2 separate regions of the Homo sapiens genome follow, and region 2 is linked to region 1. Evidence: chromatin contacts called from ENCODE Hi-C data. All regions are on one chromosome and are shown on one strand. The core of a region is the stretch at or near the end of the contact, and the rest is flanking DNA. Distances in the headings are between cores, read along the strand shown. Region 1 holds the start of CTPS2 (CTP synthase 2). Region 2 overlaps REPS2 (RALBP1 associated Eps domain containing 2).

What was found. A loop is a pair of places that touch in the nucleus more often than their neighbours do. Pooled maps may share reads with other maps.
Region 2: a loop to region 1 is called in a map of chondrocyte, with 3 times the contacts of the local background. The contact joins the enhancer-like site here to the promoter of CTPS2 in region 1. A Hi-C loop is called at or near these places in 1 of 168 maps with a recorded cell type or tissue (chondrocyte), 1 of 37 single-sample maps with no recorded cell type and 4 of 50 pooled maps.

What each region holds. Positions count from the first base shown.
Region 1 is chrX:16,711,191-16,714,738 of GRCh38, forward strand. It overlaps CTPS2 (CTP synthase 2), which reads right to left and starts at 1,479. Exons shown (of 19, transcript NM_175859.3): 1 at 1,145-1,479. RefSeq lists silencers at 932-1,201, 1,262-1,351.
Region 2 is chrX:17,037,698-17,040,997 of GRCh38, forward strand. The region is part of intron 5 of REPS2 (RALBP1 associated Eps domain containing 2); the gene reads left to right. Among named protein-coding and RNA genes, the nearest start is that of REPS2, 93 kb to the left of the region's middle. Within about 2 kb of position 1,359, at least 4 of the 41 ENCODE cell types and tissues checked have a DNase peak (open chromatin) inside an H3K27ac peak, as active enhancers do.

The DNA.
Region 1 (3,548 bases), core at 229-2,728:
AATGAAGTTCATGTTAATATATGTTATTTAACCCAATGTAGCCAAAAATGTTATCACTTTTAACGCACAATGTAAGAATGTATTAGTGAGATATTTGACATCTTTTTTGTGTACTAAGCTTTCAGAAATCAGGTGCCTGTACTCAGAGCACATCTCAGTACGGATTTTGCCACATTTCCAGTATTCAATAACCACATGTGACCAGTGGCTCCCACATTAGACCAGGCAGGCCTAGAGCAAATAAAAGCACCGGAAGCACCCAGAGACACCTTCTCAGTGATGGCCATTTAAAAAGTAATGTTAGACACAAAAGAGTACTTACCTGATGATCTTGTTCTATGAAGTTCTAGAACAGTCAAAGCTAAGCTATGATAACAATCAGAACCGGGGTTGAGTGCGGGGCCTGGGGTGGATTGACAGAAAGGAGGTACCAGGGAACTTTGCAGGGTGAAGGAAATGGTCAATGTTCACTTTGGGATAATGGTTACAGGAGTGTATAATTTGTCAAATCCCGTCGATTTGCACACTGAAAATGGGACATTTTGTTGTATATAAACCATACATACAATTCTTTTTTATGTTGCCCCCAAAAAAGCTATTCTGTAGCAGCAGCGTAGTTCGGCACTATGCGCCCTAACCATCTAGTACGGGGAAAACGCGGGGGTCGTTGTTTAAGGGGTGCACTGGGACCGGGGAGAGGACAGAAAGGCCATGTTACCGGCGCTGATCACCAGCCTCGCAGACCCCCGCTCGGGGCTTCACTTCCGCCAACGCCATCTCAGGGCTCTCCTGGCTCCCGAGGGCCGGGAGAAGTGGGGATCCGGGTGCGGGCGCTGGCGCGGGCGGAGGCGGGAAGAAGCGCGTCCCGGGGACGCGCGGGACAGGCTCCAACCGCACTGGGCACGGGCCAGCGTTCCCCAGTCCCCGCGCCACACCCGGCAGCCGAGGTCTGCGAGCGCGGGGCTGGCGGCCGGACCCGACTCAGCGCTGGGCAGGGAGCCGGCGCCATCAGAGAGCGGACAAAGGAGCCCGGCCCCACAAGTGCACCGGGGCTGGGGGTGCAGGGCGGAGAGGCCCTGGGGACGAGGGATGGCCCGGGCGCCGAGGCCCTGGGGGTCTGGGACAGGCCCAGAAGGGAAGTTACCTGCGCGGTGGTGGTAGCACCGGGGAGGGTGGCCGGTGGGCACGGCGGGCTCCACCCCGCGGCTGGCCTGGCGCTCACCTGTCGGGCTGGGGAAGGGGTCGCTGCCGGGGCTGTCCAAAGCCGCCCCCGGGATCTTCCCACCGCCCACACGGGCCTCGGGGTGCGCGGCGCCCTCCTCGCCCACCTTCCCCTCTCCTCCCTGCTGCTGGCCCAGCTCACTCACGCTGGTGAGCTTGGGGTTTGCACCCGGGTTTGTGCAATGGTCCAAAACAAGCGCCTAAAAAGTGATTCCTCCAGCACAGGCAGCTCCCGTCACCCTCCGCTCTGGACGCACTGGGCCCCAGGCCTCGCCCAGCCCGGGGACCGCTCCTCCCTCCCGTGGCTCACTTTGCAAAGGCACTTCGAGTGCGCGGGTGAACTCCACGCTTCCCGGGGAACCCCGGCTTCCTGGCAAGCCGAGACCCTCGCTCGGGTCCTCCCGTGCAGATCTCACCCTTGTAAAGAACTTCACTGGTCACAAACGCTTGTGGATCCCCTACTACGCCCCAGGAACTGCAGGAGCGCTCAGGAGAGAAGGAAAAGGAAAGAGAATGCCTGCCTTTGAGGAGCTAGCTCACAGTCTGGTGGGAGGTCCACCCGTCTGTTGGAACCAGTAAGGTTCCCTAGAACAATACTTCTGCAGCAAAGAGTTGCGGGGGTGCAGTGAGGGGAGGAAGGCAATTAAGGCTTCCAAGAGTGACTTTTTTTTTTTTTTTTTTTTTGAGACGGAGTTTCGTTCGCCCTTTTTGCCCAGGCTGGAGTGCAATGGCGCGATCTGGGCTCACTGCAACCTCCGCCTCCCGGGTTCAAGCGATTGTCCCTGCCTCAGCCCCCGGAGTAGCTGGGATTACAGGCGGATGCCAAAAAGCTCGGCTAATTTTGCATTTTTAACAGAAACGGGGTTACATCACGTTGGCCAGGCTGGTCTCGAACTCCCGACCTCAGCTGATCCTCCTGCCTTGCCTCCCAAAATGCTGGGATTACAGGCTTGAGCCACTGCACCCCGCCCAAATACTCTAAAAAGTCACTCTTCGGGTGACTCACGCCTGTAATCCCAGCACTTTGGGAGGCCAAGGCAGGCGGATCACCTGAGGTCGGGAGTTCGAGACCAGCCTGGCCAACGTGGTGTAACCCTGTCTCTACTAAAAATGCAAAATTAGCCAGGTGTGGTGGCACCTGCCTGTAATCCCACCTACTCCGAAGGCTGAGGCAGAGAGAATCGCTTGAACCTGGGAGGCAGAGGTTGCAGTGAGCCGAGATCAGGCCACTGCACTCCAGCCTGGGTGACAGAGGAGACTTTGTCTCAAAAAAAAAAAAAAAAAAGAGTATTGGAGGATGATTGGTGCTGGGAACGGATACAGGAGGTTTTTCGGGTGAAGGCAAGAAGCCAACCACTGAAGGAAGCTAACATGGACAACAGAAGGGTCTGAAGTGAGATGGAAGGTTTTAGGAAAGTGGTGGAAATTTCGCATAACCAGTGTGAGATGCTAGAGCGACAAGTTAGACAAGAGTCACTGAAGACCTAGTGGAGTTTAGAAACCATCATCGTGTAGTGGTGTCCAGCTATAATCTGCTATAATCTGGCAAGGTATCTACAGAAATATAGCTCTTAGTTATGAAACCCAAGTTTCCTGCTTGCATAGAATAGAAGGACAAGAGGGTGAGGAGGTGGAGGGCACAGAAAGACTGCGATTGCAGTGATGGGCCAGAGCTCTAGTCCTAGAGGACAGGAACTGTTAATAAAACCAGCGGGGAGCTGATGGACTGGGAGACAGATGAGAGAAGGGCTCCAAGGCCAGGGCCTCTGAGGAGAGGACTGGCAAACTGGCAGCAGAGAGTGTGGTGCTGGAGTTCAGGCCTTCAAATGGATATTCCAGGAAATGAGACAGTTTGGGGTGTGGCAGCTACAATGGAATAGAAAAGTGAGATGGGCATCACTGGCCTTGGGTTTAGTGCCCACAAGGCTGGTATGTTGGACATCGAGGGTCCCAAAAGGATGGCAGGAGGTGGAGGAGTCAATCGAGGTCAAGGAACTTTAGAGAATTGGGGTTGCGGGGTGGGTAGTGAGCCTGAAACTAATAGATGACTGTGACAAGGAAAGGGAGAAGGTTGCAGAACAAATGTCAGTGCCTTTCAAGACACAATGGAGGCCTGGCGCCATGGCACACCCCTGTAATCCCAGCACTTTGAGAGGCTGAGGCAGGCAGATAGTTTGAGTCCAGGAGTTGGTGACTTACCTGGACAACATGGCAAAATCCTGTCTCTACAAAAAATACAAAAATTATCACGTGTGCTGGCATGCATCCCAGGGGAGGCTGAAGCAGGAAGGTCGCCTGAGCCCAGGAGGTCAAGGCTGCAATGAGCT
Region 2 (3,300 bases), core at 109-2,608, 330 kb after region 1:
GCCTCCCAGAGGTAGCTGAAAACACTGGTTTGAACTGCTGGTTCCAGGCAGTACTTTGTAAATCTGGAAAGGATAGTAGCTTATTCCCCAGGACCTTTTGGTCTCAGTTATATGCCAGGCTATGGATATGGAAGACTTCTTTACAACTGGCACCATTTTAGCCCCTGGGCCCATCAGTCTTTCCCTTGATCTCAGGCGAGCAGGGAGTGTCATGCCCCCCCAGTTGCCTATCCCAACAATAGTCACTACTGACTGAGGTGCTTCTTTGGTCCCAGTGCTGTGCTGGCCCTTTTCAGTCCTCCCAACAATCTCACAAGGTAGGTATTATTACATCTTCCATTTGTCCATTTGGAAATACTTAAGTGGCTTCCATGAGTCAGCCACCATGCCAGGGGTACACTGAGGAGTACACCTATAGCCTCTTGCTCTCTAGGTGCTTGCAGTCAAAAGGAGGAGATAGATTTGAATCAAATGATCCCACCTATGCATGTGGAATTAAAAACTGACAATTGCCCTAAAGGCCTTAAAACATGGTACCATGTAGCAAAGGAATCCAGCCTATAGCTAGAAAGTGAGAGAAGGCTCCTTTAACAAAGTATGTGTTGAGCTGAGCTGTGAAGGATGAATAGAAGTTAACCAGGCTAAGGAAGGATGGTCCTGGGAGGTGAGGAGAGGAGTGGAGTGTTTCCTGTAGAGGTAAGAGCCTCTCCAAAACCGCACAGCAGAGCTGGGCTGCTGAGAGAGCTTTGCTTCTGTCACAATCAGAAAGCTACAGCATTGGGAAACTGCTGCCCTAGTGTCAGCTCCAACCAGATCCACACTACAAACTACCTTGGCAGCCAAATGAAAGCTTTGTTCCCTGCCTGTAACTTGGGTCTGCATCCGTCTTCCGTGGGTGTATTTGTTGAGTGGAACCTAAGTCCTATTTGGAATTCTAGCAGCAAAGGTGTTTTGACAGTGGAGTTTTTAGCTAGCCAGCTTGTGCAGTGCTGGGACTTATGCTGACGGGTGGAATGGACTCGTGACCCAGTCTCTACCATATTTCACAGGGAGAGCAGATACATTTGAAGAACTGAAAGAAGGCAGCTGTGGCTAGAGCCTGGAGTGGGAGGGAGATGAGGTCGGAGAGGGAGGCAGGGCCCTGTGGGCTATGTGACTGCCTTGCAGGTGGGAGCTGATGGCTCAGAAGTTAATTTACTGGTTAGTAAGTGACCATGCCAAATTGGAACCCAAGTCTGTCTGCCTCTGGAACCTGTACTCTTTTTGCACCTCCAGTCAGTAGCCTCATTCTCCAAAGCATTCTTGAATTCTGTCCAAGTTGTGGATGCATCTGTTTCCCATCTGAACTCAGACTGCCTTGAGTGTGAAGGGGAGAACGTAGTGAAGAGACAGGCAGCCTTGGCCTGACCAGCAAGGACAGGGGTGGGAACGTCATCGCTTCGTTAATGGAAGTCTGCAGCCTTGTCAGAGTCTCCTCTTACTGCTGATTTCTCATTTTTCTTGGCTTTCTCCTCTAAGCAGAGCACAAAATCCTGATAATAGTGAAGGAAAAGTGCCCTTCTGGAACAGCAAATCTTGGCCCCTGAGGGGAGAATTGGAGGCAGTGGTTACTAATGAGCATTTCTTATGTTAATCAAAATACTGTTAGCGCCACATACTGCAATCACAGTAAAATGATTACATACCTGGATTGTATGGCTAGCTCTAGGATTCTTTTGTGATGACGTGCCAGATGCTTACCTGCAAAAATTATGTGAGAAATAAAATGGTGCTCTGTCAGTATGATTTAATAGTTCGCCAGCCAAAATCTAAAACTAAACTAGATGATGGGGAGGAAGGTGTAATACAGCATAGTCATAGCTCAAGCACAGATCCTCAATCTGCAAAATTGCAGCAATGATTTAGGCATTGCAGTGAGGTTCTTTTTGTAATAAATGCTCTATTTTTACAGGATGGATGAACAGATAGAGATAACTATAGAGCTTGATGATCAAGTGTACGTACTTTGGACCCAGTTTGTATTCTGGCTCTACCATGTGCCATAGGTGTGTGGTCTTGGTAAATTACTTCCCTTACCTAATCCTCAGTTTCCTGTTCTGCAAAATGGGAATTACCGGATTTACCTCGCAGGGTTGTGAAGATGAAAATTGATTGTGTGCATTAGGTACTTACAGTGCCTGGCACTTAGCAAAGCAATGAATGCTTGTTACCTGACATTCTTCTGTGTCTAAGTGATCGTTTCAAAAAGTATAGCTTATTGTAATAAGCAGCAACTGTGTGTTGCACATTAGGCTCAGAGAGATTCCTACAGTTTGGCAGTCAGCCTTCTGAACTATTGAAATTAGATCCCTAAGTAAGTTAGGTAATATGTGGTTAAAGGCATCTTTGTGGGTTTATTTCCCTGAAGAAACAGATAAGGTTAAATTTCTCTGTTGGGACTTAATTTTAACTAACTTCTCTACAGAAAAACCAAATTATTTATTGCAACTTCCTGTGAATCTATAATTATTTTGAAATAAAGACTAGAAAGAAGGAGTTTTTTAAAAAGTTCTCTGACTTCAGAGGTAAGGGAGAGGGCTCAGCCTTTATAGTGTTGGATGACATTATGTGATAAATGCATATAAAGTTCAGCTTCAGTCAGCTTAAGAGAACTCAGGTTAACCTTTCTCTGTCTCTAGACTGGGATTGAGAATTTTTTCGAATGTTTGTTTGTTTACTCATTCAGCAAATAACTTATTGAGTGTTTTGTATGTGTTAGTGACTTTTCCAGGCATTTGGGATATAGCAGTGATCAGGATAGACAAAATTTTCTGTCCTCCTGGGTTTTATGGGATAGCATGGGGTAGGGTGAGAGGCAGAGCATAAACAAGATTGATCAAGCATAATTTGGAATCGTTTCATGTTAAAACAAAATTGCTAAGCTCTGTCTCCTTTTCTAGGTCCTTTTCTTCATTTCTCATTGAACACTTTCCCCACAATTTTACTTGAGCTGTCTTTTCTTTTTAACTGGGAATCTCCTTCAAATCCATGGAAGATGAACCTATATTACTCAAACACAGAAAGACTACTATAAAAATGAATCAGCATCCTGGTCCTATAGATTGTCTGCATAGATAATCAAATTAGAATGAGAAAGTTGTTTGGGCTCATAATGGTCTAATGTCATTGGTCAGATTGCAAAACCACAATAGCTTCAGGCTTCCATCTCCAGGATGGGCTTTGTGGTTGTGAAGGGCAGATCTTCCTTTCCTTTGGGTCTTGCTTGAAGGATACATTCATTGAGGGAACAGCTGCTATAAC